Regions from separate parts of the Mus musculus genome. Here regions 2, 3 and 4 are each linked to region 1. Evidence: chromatin loops called from intact Hi-C (ENCODE). Cell type or tissue: gastrocnemius. All regions are shown on one strand.

Region 1 (5,000 bases):
GCAAATGAACCACTCAGTGTCTCCCGATAAAACTAGAAATGTGAGGATTCTGCCCTCCACCCCCACCCCCAGATTCCTACGTCAAAAGCGGGATGACTGAGATGAAGCCTCAGTCTGAGGTATAATCACAAACAAGGAAAACAAAACGATTGGAAATATCAAGAAAAACAATTTGTAAATCTGAACCATGACAACTGTAAGGCGATGGAGCCCAGCTGCCTTCAGAGTCAGACAACTGTTGCTTGTGCAACTCAGGGCGTCCAGCCCTGGGCTCGGCTACCTTCCTGATTTTTCCTCTGCCATTGTACATCACTACAAATATGTGTGTGTGTGTGTGTGTGTGTGTGTGTGTGTGTGCGCGCGCGCGCATGCGTGCATGCTCCCATGTGTGGACACACTTGTGTGCTATTGAATGTGGATGCATGTGGAAGCTGAGGTTAAATGTGGGTGTTTTCACTGGTTGGTCTCTACCCCAGTACTGTAGCAGGATCGCTCACAGGATCCAGAACTCACTGATCTGGCTAGTCTTGCTACTCAGCTGACTCCAGGATTCCTCATCTTCTGTTTTAAAGGGCGGGGTTCACGGGCCTATGCTCCTGAACACCCAGCATCTATGTAGGTGCAAGCCATCTGTAGTCCAATCCATCTCCCCATAATTTAATATCTTTATTCACCTCAACTCACTTTTAAAACTTAAAAATGGATTTTAGTTTTATCCTAAGAAAGTTTACCTGTAAAATCACAAACTAAAGGACTTATATCTATATGCACATATGCACATACATATATTTTCTAATACATTGGAATTAATGTGAAACAAATTTTCTTTTTTTAAAGATTTATTTATTATTATATAAGTACACTGTAGTATTATTTATTATTATATAAGTACACTGCAGTATTATTATCTAGGTACACTGCAGCTGTCTTCAGACACACCAGAAGAGAGTGTCAGATCTCATTAAGGATGGTTGTGAGCCACCATGTGGTTGCTGGGATTTGAACTCAGGACCTTCGGAAGAGCAGTCAGTGCTCTTAACCACTGAGCCATCTCTCCAGCCTGAAACAAATTTTCAAATGCTTGTCTACCTCTCCTATAGTTTATTAGAGTGCTTTTGAAATCTATCAGAAAAGTTGGGGGAATGATTTTTTTAAGAATATTTTTCTATTTATTTTTTCACAATTTCATACATGTGTGCATCTCTACACGCATACACACTCACTCATACTCTCTCATACATACCCACTAACACACACACATACACACACTCATACACATTGTTGTGTCTTATAAAACAAGAAAAAGGATCCAGGGCTGTGTTTGGTGGAGGTACAGTATGGTGTGGGAAAGTGGGTGTTTCTGCTGGTCCATGCTGAGGCATCCCTGGATAGTATAGTATAGAATAGAGTTTATTTAGGGCATGGGGAGTAGAGTTGAGGGGGTAGTAGAAAGATGGAGGTGGGGAGGAGGGCAGGAGAGGGGAGGGGAGGGGAGGGGAGGGGAGGGGAGGGGAGGGGAGGAGTAGAGGCCAGCCAGGGACAGAAAGGGTAAGAGAGTAAGAAGAGCAGGAGAGTGAGGAGAGGTCAAGCAGCCCCTTTTATAGCCTGCTGTTGCCAGGTAACTAAGGGGCGGAGCCTACAAGGAACGCTAACACACACTTACATGCATATACACACATACATACACACACACACACACACACACACATGACCCAGGGAGTTCCAGTTAGTGTTGTCCACATGCAGATGGTGTGGGGACATCAACTGAGCATGGACACCCTATACTCAGTGACAAACTCCCAAAGAAAAGTGACTCCCACCCCGGCAGCCATCAACCACCAATAGTGCCTCAGATAGAATAGTGCGTCAGCTAGGGCTGAGGGCTCATGAGTCCCTCCCTCCCACATATTAGGTTTGATCTTGTACAGGTGACCACAGCTACTGTGAGTTCCTCTGACTTTTCCCTTCTTTCTACTCCCTTTTCCTTGCTGTGGGAAAACTTTAACAATAAACAAACAAACAAACAAATGTGTGTGTTACAAATTTCCACAATGACAAAATAAAGGAATGGTTGAGGGGAGGAGGAGGTGGAGATGCTCAAGTATGTTCTCATTACACAGGAATGCTGTTCAGAGGTGGAGTTAGATGCCAGAAAGGTGGGCTGGGAGTGTTAAGTTAGTAAGTACTAGAGGAAAGTGGGGAGGGAGCTTAGTATAGTGACATAAGTCTTTGGGACAAGTGTCTAGCTTGTCTAAGTGACTAGCTCTTTAGATTTTTTAGCAAATAAGCCCAGGCTCTGTAGCTAAGGATGACCTTGAAGGCTATAGATCCTCTTGCTTCTGTCGTGTATTAGGATGATAAACGTGTGCCACTCCCCACCCACTCGCATTTATGCAGTGCGGAGAAACCATACCCTGGAACTGAACCAAGGGCCTGAAGCACCCTACCAACTGAACTGTCTTTAGTCTTTGTCCTTGCTTTTAAAAAAGGTTCTTCTAGGTCTTGGGTGGGAAGGCCATTGCTTTGCACCAGCTTACAAGGAGATATCCACACAGACACCCTGTGTGGCCCAAATTCCGTTTTTCCCTTCCCCGTTTTTATTCTTCTTCCTCTTCTTCCTCTTCTTCCCCCCTCCTCATCTTTTCCTCCCTCTCCTCCTCCCCCACTTCTTATTTTCTTTTTTCAATCTTAAATACTTCACTTGAGGGTCCTTGGCCCGGAAGCCCCCGTTTTACTTCACCACGCAGAAGCATGGCTATTTTGGGTCTCTACTGACCTCTGCTGGCCATAGCCCTTTTGTGCACCAGCCACCTCACCAGCAATGCCCGCCTGCATCGGCCTGGGTGGACTCCTGCGTCCGAAGTACGCAGGGTCTCAACTGTACTCCAGAGCCTCGTCCATGGGCTTCTTTCGTGTTCTCTCGGCCCAGTCGACATGAAATGAGTGGAGTGAATCCCAGGTCAGAAAACCAGTGTCCTCCAGCTCTGGATGAACCTGGAGTTTGCAGAGCCAAAGGTTCTAGGAGGAGTAGGCGAGAGCGCCTCCATCTGGACAGAGCTGTGTCCAGAGCAGAAGGCAAAGTAGGGATTCCAGCTGCTAAGGTGGAGCTGGACCACTGAGGTCCACGTTGGAGAAACAAATCAGAGTGAAAGAGGAAGGAAGCAAAAACAGCTACCCACCTGACTTCAGCGGGAGCGACACCTGCTTTCCCACCAGGAAGGGCCTGGATAGAAGGCTATGCATGCTGTACTCCAGAGAATGGATGACTGGCTTTGTCACAAGGGCCAAGTCACAAACCTTTCCGGTCGCTTTGTCTCATGGTTCCGAGGTGCAGAAATCCTATTGGAAACCAGTTTGGGCAGAAAGGACAACATGATCCACAGATTCCAGACAGTGGTGGGTGAGATTTTCTCTATCCTCTGCCAGATGCCTGCCCCTTCATTTGCTCTGCTTTTCTTCCCATAACTGCTATGCACTTCAGCACAGGGAATGGGGAGGAGACCCAGTATATTCATATTTGTTCATATTCTCTGCCCCGCCCCTTTTCTCAAGGGAATGGACCAAGGTGCAGAGCCAGGACTTGTCCTGACGTCTTATATGCCAAAGAGCTATCTATGTTTTCTCGGGCAGTGCTGGGGAGCTCTAAATGTGGGTCACTGCCACCAGCCTGCTGTCTCCCCCTGCCCCTTTCTGCATCACTGGGCCCTGTACCTGCTCCCCAGGCTTCAGTCAGGAGCTTTGCCTTGGTACTATCTAATAGGAAACCTAAGCCAGCTGTGTAAGTCGGAGGCAGAACTCATGGGGTCACACACACGTTAAGTACACAGAAAACACTGAGAGCGGCCTGCTATTTTTCCATAAAAGTGAGTGTGGTATAACCTAGCCTCTCCTGAGGGCAAGGTGGGAGGGCAGCTCGAGCCCAGGAGGTCCAGGTCAGCCTGGGCAACCTAGAGAGAACTTTTTTCAAAATATCAATCAATCAACCAACCAATCAATCAATCAACGTTGGAAAGATGGCTGCTCTTGCAGAGAACCTGAGTCCAGTTGGTTCCCATGGTGGCTCACAACGTCTACAATTCCAGTTTCAGAGGACCTAGTCTTTCCTACACCAGGGCTGCAAGTTATATGCAGAAATACAGACAGACAGAGCACACACACACACGGTTTTTAGTGATTTCTTTTTTAAAAAAAAAATGTGCATTGGTATTTTGACTGCATGTCTGTCTGTGTTAGATCCCCTGGAACTGGAGTTACATAGCTGTGAGCTGCCATGTGGATTCTGGGAATTGAACCAGGGTCCACTGGAAAAGCCAGTGTTCTTAACCATTGAGTCATCTCTCCAGCATATGTATGTATGTATGTATGTATGTATGTATGTATGTAATATATACATATATACTTTTAAAAAGTGTTTACTACTCTTGCAAAAGACCTGGGTGAAGTTCCCAGTACCCATGTGGCAACTTAAACCACCTGTAACTCCAGTTCAAGGGGATCTGGCCCCTCTTCTAGACTTCACAGGCTCATGTACACATGTGCTATATTATATGTATACTTCTGCAGGATCATACACACAGGCACGTATTTAAAAATAAAAGGTAGAGTTAGTATTTGTTCATATCCTCTGTGGCTTGAGATAGCTTTAGATATCTGGGATTGTGGTAGGTAATTGAGAGAAACATGGAGGACAGGAGGACCTTCTCTAGAGACAGGCAGTCATATTCCTGAGGCTCCCTGTATGCCTATAAGCTGTACCTCGCTTGGCTAGTTGTGTCTGAAATTGGGGGACTTTCCTGAGCCTGGGGAAAGCATTCCAACAGAGGCAGGGGACTGGGAGAAACCACATCTCAGAACCTGTTTCCTTTTTGTGGAGTGGCTACAATAACTGAACAGAGGTCCAGTGGGCACTTCTGTAGGCTCTGAGTGAGAAAGCCAGAGCTGGATTCAGAAAAGAGTTCTTCCAGGCCTATGCATTCAATTTATAGGCAAGAAAACAGAAG
Region 2 (5,000 bases), 62 kb before region 1:
TTTTCTTTTTTTCCCATTCCGAGGAAGAGTCACCTCCCAGGACAAGATTCTGACAGATTTTCGTTCCTTGTAGACCCAAATATCCTGCATTTCCATAATCAGTAGCAGCGTGCTGCAAGCGAGGCACAGAGGAGCTCAAAAGTTTCACCTTCCCCCTAGCTCCAGCCAAACTGTGAACAAACCTACTACTTTTTGAGGAAAAAAAGTAGTAAGATAAAATTATATAAAATAAATTCACTAAATTTGAACTTTGACCCATTTGTGAGAGTGCTTTCCTGGTTATCTAATTCAAAAAGGTCGCTGGCCGTATTCTATGCCCAGGTCCAGCCTGATGTCAGGCCCAGAACAGAGCAAGGCAGTGCCCAGTTGTGTGAGTTCACAGAGCAGGAGCTGATGGGAACCACAGGGTTACAGAGACAGGAAACGGTAGCCCCAGATGAGAAGCTTGTAGAGAGGTCTGACAGGCAGCGCCCAGGATGGAACAGAAGCACAGGGGCTTTGGTGACGGAGGGTGAATCAGAGTGAAGAGGCTCAGGAGAGTCACACAAGACCTCCCTGAAGTGGGAAGCACCGGGTGCACGAGTTATTGAGGGGATGAGCTGGCCAGAGGTGGAATGGAGTTCAAATGATCAGGGTTTGTCTGGAACAGCAGAGGGCAGAGAAGAATCTAGAAATTCTGTGAACATGAAGAGGCAGCTCTAGCCTGGCTCATAATTCCTCTGGCACACCTCACTCCTGCCTTTCTCTGTCCGTCCCACCAACGCCTTCTATATGTGGACGTGGTTAAAACCCTTTGGAATTTCCTAAATCTAATCAAGAATGTCTGTAGCAAATCTATATAAAACATACTTAGCAATTAGGTAGGGAGGACAGGCCCTGGGATAGGCACGGCAGGGGAAAGTTCTCGCAGAGCAAGCCTGACGACCCAAGTTCAATTCCCCAGCCCGTGTGAAAAACCCACGTGTAATCCAATGGTCCCACAGGGAGATGGGCGGTAGAGGGAAGCATTGTCCAGAAGCTCTTCGGTAGTTAGCCTAGAGTACTAGAGAGGTGAAGCAAAACCAAGAAGGTGGAAGGTGGAAACTGACTCCTGAGAGCTGCCCTCAGACCTCCACACACGGGGCATGGCTCTCATGCACTGGGCCATGCACATGCAAACAAATGGTTAAAAATGTAAGATGTTTTTGAAGACAGGCTGTGCTTGGCACATGCCTTTAGTCCCAGCAGTCAATAATCCAGGGCAGGTGGGTCTCTCTCTCTGTGAGTTTGAGGCCAGCCTGGTCTATAAAGTGAGTTCCAGGACAGCCAGAGCTATACAGAGAAAAACAAAACAAAACAAAAAACCAGTTGTTATTGTTGTTTTGTTAGTGTTCGTTTGTTTTTAAATGTTGAAGATACTGCACTGAGATCAGAAAACAAAACAGGAATTGGCTCCACCACACACTGTTTTTCTTCTTTTTGTGGTTGGTGCTTGTGGTCAAACCTGGCCTATTACCATTTCTGTTCAACACTGTGAAAGAACAGGTTCTAACCTGAGTGAGAAGGCGTAGTCATGATAATGTCATATGCAGATGACATAATTTTGTCCATAGGACATTCAAAAGCACACACATGCTAGAACTTGCAGAGCGTTGGAGAGGCGGCTCAGCTCCTTGCACTCTGTGGGCAATGGCCTGGTTTCATTCCACAGAACTTCAAAAAAAATCAATAGCAGCTATGCACGTGGCACAGAACCTGTGATCCAGGCACCTAGGCGCCTGAAGCAGGACTACTATGACTTATAGGGCAGCTTGGACTACCTACAAAAACCTGTTTAATAAGTGAGCAAGCAAAGACAACAGAACAAACACAAGACTCCAAGACAACCACTCTGTGAGCTCGTTAAGATCATTTGAAGCAGGGCCTGCTGGGTAATCCCAGCTATTTGGCAACGAGGATTCAAAATTCGAGACCAGCCTAGACAACAGAGCATGACCCTGTCTCAAGTAAAAAGAACGTCTGGCCTATCCACTGGCCAGTGGTAGAAAGCTCGCCTAGCTGGCTCAAAGACCTATATTTAATCCTTAGAACAACAAAAGAGTCATTTGACCCAAGACCAAGATATAAAAAACAAGTAATTACATTTTATATCTCAGGAACGAATAGTAAAAATTTAAATGCCATTATTGACCATAGCACATGAATAAAATTCTTAAAATGAATGGATGCAAAAACCCTACACTGAAAACTAGAACACTAGTTCTGCAGAGAAAAGTCAAAGACCTAAGTAAACGGGTGGGGAGGTTGGGGGGGGGGAGAAACAGTGTACATAGGATTCGGCAGACTTAACTCTGAGGGATGTACAACCTCACAAAACTAATCTAGACTCAGCGAGATGAAAATCACCATGTAAGCCAACCTATTGCATACACCAATACAGTGAGTCTAAATTCAAACGGAAAGGCAAATGAAAGGAACTTCCAAGGTACCATGGAGGGGATGATCAGGCCACAGAATCCACAGAACCAGACACCAGCCCAGTCTAAAGCTACTCAAGGGGACACTGGTGCCTTGGGACAAAATAGTCTCAACGTTGACCGTATAGGACCACGAGAAAGGGTGTCTTTTTGGTGGGCAGCACTGCTGTGTTTTTTGAAGAAACAGGGTATCTGGAGTCTTACCTTTCACCATACCATCTAAAACAATACCTTCCTAATGCTGTGACCCTTTAATACATGTTGTAGTGACTCCTGACCATAAATTACTTCCATTGTTACTTCGTAGATGTAATTTTGTTATATAAGGTACATAGATGTAATTATGTAATAAATAATAATTTAAATACCTCATATGCAGGATATTGGGACCCCAGTGAAAGGGTGGTCCTGACCCCCAAGTTGAGAACCCACTGACCTAAAAACAGGGCCTTTCCTCTCAGGGCTGGAACTCAGGTTTCTTCATTTGTCATTATAAAAGTGAACACTAGGTGGTGGAAGAGAGCACAGTTCCCCTAGCAGCTGCCTTCTGCTCTAGAGCCTGGGTTTTACTGCCTGGCTTACTGCTTAGTACAGCCCAATCCGTGCATTTCTGAAGGACCAGAACCTCTTTCAGCTGGAACTAGGTTGAGCAGTACCTCTGGCTATGTAAGTTCCAGAAAGGAAGTGGAACTGCCACCTGGGGGCTGTTATCTCGGTGACCCTGAACTAGTTATCTAATCTCTCCGATCATCCTTGTTTATTTGTGACAGTACTTGCCCTGAGCTGATACTGATAAGAGACGTGTAGTGAAGGCTCAGGGTGCAGCGCCGATGAACCGTGTTGGAAGCAGGACTTACTTCTGCACCGATTGCTCCTCTAGTTCCCATGTGCCCCAGGACAGGGATGCTCACCTTTGAGGCGCCCGGTGATGTAGAGGAAGCCGTCAGCATCCAGGCGGCCCATGTCACCTGTGTGCAGCCAGCCTTCCGAATCAATGGCCTCACAGGTTTTGTCCTCCATGTTCAGATAACCCATGAAGATGGTGCGGCCCCACAGGCAGATCTCACCGATGCCATCTGCATCCTGATTCACCAGCTTCACCCGGCAGCCGGGTACCACCCTGCCGGAGCTGGTGATAAAAGAGAAGAGGTCAGGTAAAGTCCTGAGTCAGCTCCTGAGTCTGCAAAGTCTTCATTGGTGGTTGGGCCCCACCCCCTCAGGATTGCTTTTCCCCCCCGCCCTGCCTTTCTGGGTCCCGATCGCTCTGGGCCCCACTCGCTCTAGTCCCTGCTCAATCTGGACACCACCCATAGGTTTTTTTTTTATTTGTTTCTCAATACAGATGGTTGTGAGCCACCATGTGGTTGCTGGGATTTGAACTCATGACTTCTGGAAGAGCAGTCAGTGCTCTTAACCACTGAGCCATCTCTCCAGCCCTCAGAACTGCTTTTTAAGACTTAGAAATAATTGTATGTGTGCTCATGCATGCACACAGATACATGCAGCATCCAAAGAAGAGCACTGGGTCCCCTGGATCTAGAAATCTATGCAGTTAAAGAACAACCAAATATGGGTTCTGGGGATAGAACTAGAAACTCTGCGAGGGCAGTACACGCTATTAACTGCTTAGGTATTTCTCCAGGCCGTCTTTTTCAGATTTTGGTACTACTACATATTATTATTTTAGTATCACCACTACTACTACTATTATTGTTAGCATTATTATTTGTTTTGGTGTGTAAATATGCATGTGCACATGTTTACTTGTATGTGTGCACACAAGCGTATGCAAGTACACTCGTGTGTGTGTGTGTGTGTGTTATTCCCGAGTTTGGTGCTGCTCATGTGTGTGTGCATGTCGCTGTGGCAAAGACTGTTTCTCTAGATGCATCAGGACAAGCAAGGGGCCCAAGATGGCAGTTGAAACTTGAGGCTAGGGATTCAGTGTGAAGGGGAAAGCGAGAGGAACAAGTTCCCCAAGGCACCAAAGGGTGTCATCGAGGACATCTGAGCCCTCAGTGTGTCCCAACTTCAAGCCTTACCTGTAAAGCCGATAGTTGTAGGGGCTGGACATGAAGTGGGGGCCTGTGCTCTCGCTGAGGCCATAGCCTGCATACAGGCGGATGTTGAGGCCCAGGAAGAAGCGCTGCGTCTCTGCCGTCATCGGAGCTGCTCCGTAGAAGTTTTTCTGACACTTGGCAAAGCCCAGAGCCTGACGGACCCTGGCTAACACTAGGTAATCCGCCAGTCTGCTGGTGAAGGGCTTCAGGTCACTGTGAGAGGAGCGGGGAGGAGAATGATCCACAGGAGGAAGAACAAAGACACTCGTGAGTATGCACCCAGCATGGCCGCCCAAGCTGTCCGTTTGGATGAATTGTTGTTCATGCTAAACCCTTTGTAAACATTTTGGATATTGGCCTTGCATGTAACATGAATTTGTGCAAATGTAAGTGTGAGTGCTCCTGAATGCATGTAGATGTGTCATGAATCATGAAGTCAAACAAGCTGAGCCATTTCTCCAGACCCCTTTTTATTTATTTATTA
Region 3 (5,000 bases), 240 kb before region 1:
TTCCACCATGTCACAACTTACACACAGCGGTCACTGATGGAAATTAAATATTGGTAGATAAACAAATCAGTGAGTTAATGAGGGAAAACACATTACATGTTACACAGTTCCTACTCTAAAATCTTGCTCTTAGTAACAGAAGTACATGTGAAATCATTGTATCTCCAATCCCAGACTTGTGGTTTATTTAATCATAGTCGTCCTGAAGTGCCCCTACATACTTGATGAATGAATAAATCTAGCATCACTGGCAGAGATTCAAAAGTTTATGCTTTAAGTACTAAAATAACTGATAATCAGATAAAATTATAAATTAATATTAAAATATGAAACATCTTTAAATGTCTTTATAAACAGTTGGCTGAATAGAATCTTTTCTTGATAATTAGGGTACACACATATACATTTGCCAATGCCTGCACAAATCTATTAACATTTAGTTATGTCTTTACAATAATTAACTCCAAATACCCACTGCTATATAATGTGGAACACTGCTATTTTGGGAGGAGCAGGGTTGTAACAGGGTCCCTCTATATATCCCTAACTCTCCTGGAACTCACTAAATAACCAGGCTGCCCTTGAACTCTCAAAGTTCCACTCTCTGCCTCCCAAGTGCTGCATCATCGTGCATGCATCACCATGACCCCCAGACCTTGCTAATTTATTTACAATTACCTATAAAATAATGATCTAAGCTAAAATTACAGTAACCCCACATTTGATATATCTCCAAATTAAATCATAAATACCTTCCAAGTATCTTGCCATACCAGAACCATAAACGCATTAGAAACCTCAGCATCATATCTTCGTATCCATATTCAACCAACTCCTAAGTCGGTTCCTCTTCCCTGGTTTATATGGACTCTAGCTAGTGTCTGTCTACACGTATTTAGCTCACCTCAGCACACTCCTCGCTCCCATCATATTTCCAGTGCACACCCACTATAAACCATCACACAGACTGATCACTTGGCTTCCCTACCCAACATTTTCAGTGTCCCCAAGATCTACCTCTCCATCTACATAAAAATATTCAAATCTTTTCTATGTATGTTATGGTGGGTGGTGGGGGAGGGGTAAGTTGGACTTTACCCAACAGCTGCGAAAAATCTAATTTTGAGGAATAAGAAAAGCATATGCCAACTTCTTGTCCTTCTTACTCATGATTAGTAGAGGAAGTAGCTAGGGGAATATACAAATAACAAAAAAGAAAAAAGGATAAGCACAAATGGCAGGAATTTTACAGACCATGTTACACTTAGTGTGGACAGAAATAAACACAAAGCCCAGAATCCTTATATCATGGCACTCTGAAACACAAACGGCTCTGCATTCTAAGGACTCAGAGGGCTCGAGCAGCTCCTGGTGCCAGGTCTTCCCTGGGCCACCAGGAACCAGGAGAAGCAAGGAAGGATCCTCCCCAAAACTCTGAGAAGGCCTGACCTTTGACACCCTTGACATCAAGTTAGATAGATATGTGTCCAAAACAAACAAACAACAGATTTTTTTTAATACATGAGATAAAAATTTTTAAAAATTGGAAGGAAAAATACATAAACTCACAATTACAGTTAAGATACGTTAATGTCCTTTCACTATTTGATAGAACACTTACAGTCAGTAAAGATACATAAGAACTCAATGCAGCATCCCTCAAAATAGGATCTGAGAGTTCGAGAGAGCAGTTTTCTCAAGCTTCTGAGATTCAGGAGATAAACAAATGTTCCCATGTCTGAGACAGCAGAAACCTGCAAGACGCTGGAAGGCCCCTTTCCATCTCTACTGCAGCAGTAAAAAACTACCAGGAAAGGAGACTCTGACCAGTGGGCACAGCAGAGAAGAGATCTCCCTCTCTCTCAAACATGTCCAGCTACTTGCAAGAAATGCAGAGGGAGAGGCTGGAAAGATGGCTCAGGGGCTAAGAGTAAGAGCACTGACTGCTCTTCCAGAGGCCCTGAGTTCAATTCCCAGCAACCACATGGTGGCTCACAACCATCCGTAATGGGATCCCATGTCTTCTCCTGGTGTGTCTGAAGACAGCTACAGTATATTCATATACATAAAATAAATAAATAAATCTTAAAAAAAAAAAGAAATGCAGAGAGAGCTGCACAGTTGCAGCTTTTGTGAACACCTGAGCACACACCTGTACACAAACCCACATGCACACACTACACATACATATAAAAATAAATAAAAACAAAAACTTGGGAGAATGGATAGATGCTCAGTGGTTAAGACCAACGACTACTCTTCCAGACTGTGTGTAACTCCAGTTCCAGGGGATCTGATAAGAAATACATCAAACAAAGCATCCATACACACAAAATAAAAATTGAGATTATTTAATCTCAAAACAAATTTTAATTTAGAAAATAAATTTCAAGTTAATAATCTAAGCTCTTCTCCCCATAAAGAAAGAAAACCCAGGACAAGTAAGGCCTAGGAAACTACAGATAATGGGGCCAGAGCCTGAACTGACCATCTTCTGTAAGCAGGCAAAGCTTCCAGTGGAGGGACTGGGACACCAACCCAGCTACAAAATCTGAAAACTAAAGAGAAAAAACATAGGTAAGCTGCTAGCTACAAAATGTGTTGCGGTAATGTGGCACAGAATTTGTGGGAGTGGTCCAAGCTGGTCCAGCTTGAGACCCATGCCACTAGAGGGAGCTACGGACCATGTCTGACACAGCCCAGAGGCTGGATACCCCAGAGACCTAGAATAAAACCAAATACATCCAGCAAAGTAAAGAAAGAAATAGGCAATGAAATGAATCCTAATGATATTCTGCTTACTCTAGAGCCTAGCATAATTGTAATTAGAGGCTTTATCCAGCAGAGACCCACAACCAAACATTAGGCAGAACTTGGGGAATCCTGTGGAAGAGGAGGAGGAAGGATTGAAGGAACCAAGGACACCACAAGAAAACCCACTGAATCAATAAACCTGGGCTTATAAGGACTCACAGAGATTGAACCGACCTAGGTCTTCTGAATGTATGTTACAGTTGTGTAGCTTGGTATTCTTGTGGGACTCCTAACAGTAGGAGTGGGGGCTGTCTCTGACTCTTTTACCTGCTTCTGGGACCCTTTTCTGAAATGGAAACTTAAGGGTTCTTTGGAAAGTCGGTTGGATGGTGTTTTGCTGGGGCAAACACATGAAGGAACATTTCGTTAAAGTGGACACAGGTGTGAAAGGCTAAGGCAGAATCATGAAGGAACGTTTCGCTGAAGCAGACACAGCAGAGAGGATGTTCTGCTGAAGCAAGCACATGAAAGGGTGCAAGATGAAGGATTCTTTGCTAACAACACGAATGCACTGCTCTGCCTTACACTGCATAGCTGAGATGCACTTGCCGGGATGCCATAGAGAGAAAGGCACCAAAAAACATCTGTTGGTGTACTGCAGGTTCTTGGCACTGCTGCAGACTCAAGCTGACTGGATGCATGTGCTGAGGCAAGAACTGTGCTCAGGCAAGGCACATGGAGGACACGTGATATTTGGAGGGTATAAAAAGGACTCCATGGAGTGACAGAGAGAGAGTTTAGCTTGCTGGTAGAACTAGCTGAGCAACACTCGTGAGAGAGGCACAGCTGAGAACGTCTCCTGGTTTTCCTGTTGGTCCCTCCTGTTGACTCATGCTGAGGCTGAGGCCTGCCTGTCTCTGCTAGGTCATGTCACCACTGTTGCTAACCTGACTCTACCAAACTGGACTGCTGGTGTAGTCATGAAGTGTTTATGAGTGGATGGAGCTGCTGCTGCCTGCTAACCTGTGAACTGAACTGCCAATTTCCAAACAACACAGATGGAAGTTACTCCAAAGAAACTTTCTAAACAGGTCCCCCGCCCACACCAACTCTCAACCCCCTATCCTTTCTTTTCCACTACTCTGGTTAAATGTGGGCTACAAGGAAGGTGTTTAAGAACCATCATTAAAAATAAGGTTTGAAAAAATTAAAGCTACACTTTTCCTCCTGCTGAGTTGCCTCATTCAGACTTAATATGAAGGAGGTGCCTAGTCTTTCTGAAGCTTGATATGCCATGTTTGGGTGATGTCCCTGGGAGGCCTGCCCTGTTTTGAAGAGAATTAGGGGAAACGTGGATCTGGGGGAAAGGGAACAGGGGGTGAGGGGGACTGACGACAGGGAAGAGGGGAAACTTAGGCCAGGATAAAATATATGGCAGAAGAATAAATTTAAAGAAGAAAATCCTAAAGCAAGCAAAAGTTAGGAAATAAGCCGGGTGTGGTGGCGCACGCCTTTAATCCCAGCACTCGGGAGGCAGAGGCAGGCGGATTTCTGAGTTCGAGGCCAGCCTGGTCTACAGAGTGAGTTCCTGGACAGCCAGGGCTACACCGAGAAACCCTGTCTCGAAAAAAAAACAAAAAACAAAAAAACAAAAAACAAAAACAAAAAAACAAACAAACAAAAAAGTTAGGAAATAAAGATAAAAGCAGACAAATCAATTTAAAAAAAACCAAAACAGAGAAACAAAAGGTTCAATGAAACATGGCTCCTTGAAAATACCAAGAAAATTACCCAGGAGGAATCAGTCTGGAGAATGCTTGCCTAGTGTATGCAAAGCTCTAGTTTCAATAGCCAGCAACACATAAACTGGGCAACACTCCATTTATGAAAGAAATAATTATAGCACTTAAATATTCATAAGGACAAAAGCCTTTTTAAAAACCCTCTCAATACAAACAAACAGCAATAGTTAATGAACTCACCATAAAGGCCAAATAATGCAGGCCATAAAGCAGGACTGAAACCCCTAAGCCAAGAGGAGCCACAGCGACTAAAGTAAAACTAGACCAATGGCTACTTTTCAAAATCAAAGGCTGAGAGGCCAAACCTACTCCATCTTGGAACCAAACTCCATCTAAGGAAGGAAGGAAGGAAGGAAGGAAGGAAGGGAGGGAGGGAGGGAGGGAGGGAGGGAGGGAGGGAGGGAGGGAGGGAGGGAGAGAGGGAAGGAGGGAGGAAGAAAAGGC
Region 4 (5,000 bases), 120 kb before region 1:
CTAGTGAGGGGCCAATAGGAGGTATCTGCTCTGTCCACGATGGGCATAACCTGGGGGGGGGGGGGAGCAGGTTCTGGTGAATCCCTGTGCTGATGACCCAACTTCCCAGGCCCTCCTTGCTTCCTAAACACAGACATGTACCAGCACCATTATCCCCACCCCCATACTTCCTCCCTATCCCCCTGCTGGGCAACTGTCACCCACCATCCTCTTTCTCTGTCTCTCTCACCCTCTCTCCCCTCCTCTTCCTCTCCTCTCACCCTGACCTGATTTTGTTCCTCTCCAGGAACACATCTCCATCAAAGGGCCTAAGGTCACAAGGGATAGAGCAGAAAGGAGAAACCCCCAAACCCCATTCTTTGTGTGAGAGAGGGTCAGAAGACACCCGCGTGGCCAAATAAAAACTGGACTCTAGGCAAGAGGACACTGAGTTTCTGTTATTTTCTGCATTGAGGAACATTGCCGCCCCCCCTTTTTTTTTTATAAAAGTCCTTGCAACAGAATTTATATTTGGCAACTGATGTGCTTTTTGGAGGAGGCAGAGGTTGACAGGGTCTCACCACATAGGCAGGCCTTGCTAGCCTCTTCCTTGGGCAGCCTGAAGCCTCCCCAGGCTCAGAATGCCACACTCAGCTAATTCATTCACCTTTAACAGATCCATTGTGTTTCTGATTACATTTACTAGACCTGAACATCTACTCCCCTCCCCCTGTACTAGGGGTGACACTGCATGCCTCTTGACATTAGCATGTGCCCCCAAAATTGTGGGGGTTGCTGCAGTAGGAGCTTCAAGCCAGGCTGAGGTTAGAAATGCGCCTAAACCACTCTCTAGCTAGTGGGGTGACCTTGGGTAAATATGAGTAACTGCAGAGAATAATTTTCAGTCAGAAACTGGAACCAGTCTATCATTTTCCACACTTGTGTGGGCTAAATAGGACAGAGTTCATAAAACTCTCTGGTGGGCTGAAGCAAAGTCAGGGAAGGACCTGAGTTCAATCCCCAGAACCTATGTTTAGAAAGAAAGGAAGGAAGGAAAGGAGGGAGGGAGGGAGGGAGGGAGGGAGGGAGGGAGGGAGGGAGGACCTACATCTCTGTCACTTCTTTCCACTGAGTCAAATAAAAAAGATGTATACTTCTGTGTCCTGTCATAACCCCGAGAACCAGAAATGACGATCATGCCACTCTAGCTGCATGAAAACAGATGTGGAACCCCATGGATGGTTTTGGAAGTTCACAGAACCCTTCCGACCACTAAGGAGGAGGAGTCCAAGTTCAAAACCAGCCTGAGCTATACAGGGGGTGACCCCGTCTCAAAAACAAAACACCAACTAATGAACCAAAAGCCGACAAAGCCCAACTCCAAAACCCCCAAACCGAAAATCGATAAATAATAAATAGACAAAGAGAGATGGGGGGAGACTGATAAGGAGAGGGAAAAGGGGGGCGGGGACAAAGCCAGAGTCCAAAGACTGAAACAGGTACTGCAAAGGTTTGAAAACAGCCAACTCTCTAGCAAGATCTTGTCTTAACCACCTGCCTCCCACGCTCCCCACCACCGTAAGAAAACACAGACAGACAGACAGACAGAAAAGACACTGACACCAGACTGAGACGAGTTGAACCCAAGTATGAGTGAGATGTAGCCTGTGATACGCAGCGTTTGGAATCATTAGGAGAAAGATGGTTTCCTCTGAAAAGTCATAAACAGACCACAGGAGTGCCTGGCTCTCGCATGGTTTTTTTTTTTTTTTTAATATATTACATTTTTAGAAGAGAAGGAATTAAATTAAATTTTCAAATCTATTTGCCAACATTTACACACAGAAAGACGTCTACACGGCGCATTTGTTTGGTGATCTTGCTGGGGCTGGGAGCAGTTATTTCTGCAGCAATGATCCAGGGATTGGCCCACTTCCTTTACTCATGGTGCAGGTTAGCCCTTGCAGGCAGTTTAAGTTTCTGACACCCCGTGTACAACAAAGATAAATAAAAAGTAATTAAAATCGATTACATACATTCTTTTAAAGGTTAAGAAAATAAATAATAATCACTTAGCAAATTCCTCAGGGTGTCAAGTGGGTACGCTTGTTTTGGCTGAAGGGAACAGGATTCCTGTCCACTTGCTCAGGAACCAAGTGTCACTGAGGACAAGTGAGCTGAAGGGTGAATCCCTTACCCACAGGAAGCATGGAAGCTGACCGAGGTATGCAGATGGGCGGTGTCTCAGTTAGGTTTTTACTGCTGTGAGCAGACACTGTGACTAAGGCTACTCTTACAAGGATAACATTTAATTGGGGCTGCCTTGCAGGTTCAGAGGTTCAGTCTATATCATCAAGGTGGGAACATGGCAGCATCTAGGCAGGCATGGGGTAAGAGGAGCTGAGACTTCTACATCTTCATCTGATGCTAGTGGAAGACTGACTTCCAGGCAGCTAGGATGAGGGTCTTATAGCCCACACCCACAGTGACACACCTCCTAATAGTGCCACTCCCTGGGCTGAGCGTATGCAAACCATAACAGGTGGGATGGAAGATCTGTACCTAGAGAGTACTGGGATCTACAGGGCTTGTAGGTAGGGGGAGCAGTTGAGCAGGGGATCCTGGTTATCTGTGATCACACTGACAGAAGAACCTCCAGCTCGAGTTTCCTCCCTGCCATCTGGTCAGTACTCAGGGTGCAGCTTACCAAGGAGACAAGCAGCTGGCAGGTAGGGAAGGAGGGGGGCAGACCAACGGAGGCAGGGCCTGGCCACGCTGGTTCTACCACTGGCCTGCTAGACATTGGTAAGTCGTCTTTGCTCCTTACCATCTCTGCACCTCATTGAGACGTGAGCAGTGGAGAGGGGCTGGCCTGACAGGGATGCAGGGGTCAGTGACGTGGGCCTCTGCTGGGAGTGACACCCAGAAACAAGGCAGGAATCTGCTCAGGCAGGGTACCCAGATACCTGGGAGGTTCCTTCACCCCTGAGGGGACCTAATGCTTGTTTTTTCTCTAGTGTGGAAATAAAAGGTCAAGGCTGTCGAGACCCAGGCACCTTTACCTAAGTGCCCTTCATTTTCCAGAGACACCCCCCAAAGGCCTGTCAGACCACCCCAACTCTTGGCCTTGTCTTGAGCCATTGTTTCCTAAGGGTAACCGTGCTGATCTCAATAGAGATTGGTACATGGCAGTGTGGGGTAGGGGGTGAAAAGGAGACACAAGACTGTGCCTTTGTCTCTGCATTTTGCCAGCCTGGGACATCCTCCTGTGTCCAGTCCTCCCACCCCTCATCACTGGTGGCCAACAGGCACCACGGCCAGGTGCCAGGCATGGGAAGAGACATCTGAATTCTTCCCCAGATGGGAGCTGGTTACTGAGTATGGTTACTGTATGGATCTACAGAGCTTTGACTGGCTTTAAGAGCGTTATAAGTGCTGGGGTGGTAAGGAACTGGATCAGAATAGAAACACCGTGAGCCTCAGAGCACACGCAGCCCAGAATCAGCATGTACAAAGCTAGGGCTAAGAGGGTTGAAAGCACACCTCAATGAAGGATTCCTATGGAATTCCTACTGATAGAGGGCTTGTCCCAAGAACTCTGGAAGGTTAGAGTCAGCACTGAAAAATCCTCACTGAGGACACATTCAGGATAGTTCCAGTGGTCAGGAACTATCACTACTATAACTATACTGAACTATACTATACTATACTATACTATATATACTATACTATACTATACTATACTATACTATACTATACTATATATACTATACTATACTATACTATACTATACTATACTATACTATATATACTATACTATACTCTACTATAGTAGTAGTGATATAACTACAGTGGAACCAGAGCCCCAGAAAGGGAGGCTCCAGAGGGTCAAACCTCACTGAGGTCATAGAGCTCCAGGGCTGTGGATATGGGAGGAAGCTCAGGCCTGAGACCCAGTCTCTGACCCCCTTAGAGGTGAAAATGGGGTAGCCTGTGTCCACCCCAGTGACAAGGTAGAATGGTAGGCTGGAAGAGGAGCACTGTCCACACAGAGCGGTCAGGGGAGTGAAAAAAAAACGCCAGCACAACTCTCTGGGGAGGCTGCACCAGGCTGTAGCCCCAGCCCGAGCATCGATCTCCAGGGAAACTGATCTTGAGACTTTGCTGGCTTTTAGTGACACCGGATAGCTTAGGTAGAGGGGGCCAGCGATGGCTGCAGGTTTCCTAGCATCCTGTAATAGCTGCTCACTGGTCAGAGACTGGCAACACTGCAATGTCTCCTGTTCAAGACCTCCGCCTTAGGTCACAAAGAGACGGGATGTTCTGGAGACCCTTTGTAAACAGCTCGGGCGTGGTGGGCATGCCTTTGGCTTTTGGACATCCCGGGAGTGACAGACACTGAAGCCAGGGGATTATTAGAGCCCCTAGCTTAAAAGATGGGGTCCCTAGAGTAGCAGGTCCCAAAAGACCCCATTCCGACCACAGTCCTAGCCCCAGAGAGATAGACAAGAAGCCATACTTACTTGAGGATGTCCTTCTTATTGAAGAAAGTGCAGTCCTGTGGAGAGAATACAGAAATGGTGTTCTCTTAGAACCCTTACAGCTATGGGGCCCCAACCAAAAGCCCCGGACCCAAAGCAGCAAAGAACCTACTGTTCCTCCCATTCCTCCCCAGAGGGGACAGCCAATTCTAGGCCCAGAAGATGCTTCCAGAAACTTTTGATCCATGGCCCCTGACTACTGGGCCCAGGACAGTGATGCATAGGTGGGGTGGGGCTGGGTGGCACTCTTGGGGTACTCAGCAAAGAGGAACATAAGTGCCACAGTAGTTTGAAGGCTAGCGGGACACATTGTGGGAGGACAGGGGGTAGCTAATAGACAATTCTCGAGACCACTGTAGAGAGAATCAACAGGGTGCCTCAGCCCACCACCAGAGGCACTGAGAGCCCCGTGTTGTGTGGGTAGGCAGTATAAAGTGGACGTCCTGAGTATCTGTGGGTAGCAGTCCCGAGTTTGGGAAC

What was found. A loop is a pair of places that touch in the nucleus more often than their neighbours do. Peaks named below come from ENCODE experiments on the same cell type or tissue, not always from the same donor. Only the 100,000 strongest peaks of a DNase experiment are listed, where the experiment ranks them.
Region 2: a loop joins it to region 1, with 11 times the contacts of the local background. A loop is called at or near these places in 29 of 42 quality-filtered maps.
Region 3: a loop joins it to region 1, with 14 times the contacts of the local background. A loop is called at or near these places in 15 of 42 quality-filtered maps.
Region 4: a loop joins it to region 1, with 3 times the contacts of the local background. A loop is called at or near these places in 8 of 42 quality-filtered maps.

Annotation. Positions count from the first base shown.
Region 1 is chr9:54,673,868-54,678,867 of GRCm38, forward strand. Gm39341 (a long non-coding RNA gene) reads right to left here and starts at 3,335. Exons shown (of 3, transcript XR_870774.2): 1 at 3,180-3,335. In gastrocnemius, CTCF peaks have their summits at 2,828 (motif pointing left) and 3,033; a DNase peak (open chromatin) is centred at 2,788; H3K4me3 peaks cover 336 bases.
Region 2 is chr9:54,611,369-54,616,368 of GRCm38, forward strand. Acsbg1 (acyl-CoA synthetase bubblegum family member 1) reads right to left here. Exons shown (of 14, transcript NM_053178.2): 10 at 4,499-4,729; 11 at 3,368-3,585. Among named protein-coding and RNA genes, the nearest start is that of Idh3a, 27 kb to the left of the region's middle. In gastrocnemius, a CTCF peak has its summit at 2,962 (motif pointing right); DNase peaks (open chromatin) are centred at 3,023 and 3,389.
Region 3 is chr9:54,435,783-54,440,782 of GRCm38, forward strand. The region is part of intron 13 of Dmxl2 (Dmx-like 2); the gene reads right to left. Among named protein-coding and RNA genes, the nearest start is that of Dmxl2, 63 kb to the right of the region's middle. In gastrocnemius, a CTCF peak has its summit at 2,673 (motif pointing right); a DNase peak (open chromatin) is centred at 2,670.
Region 4 is chr9:54,549,985-54,554,984 of GRCm38, forward strand. Cib2 (calcium and integrin binding family member 2) reads right to left here. Exons shown (of 6, transcript NM_019686.6): 2 at 4,503-4,537. Among named protein-coding and RNA genes, the nearest start is that of Cib2, 7.7 kb to the right of the region's middle. In gastrocnemius, a CTCF peak has its summit at 2,577; a DNase peak (open chromatin) is centred at 2,645; H3K27ac peaks cover 488 bases.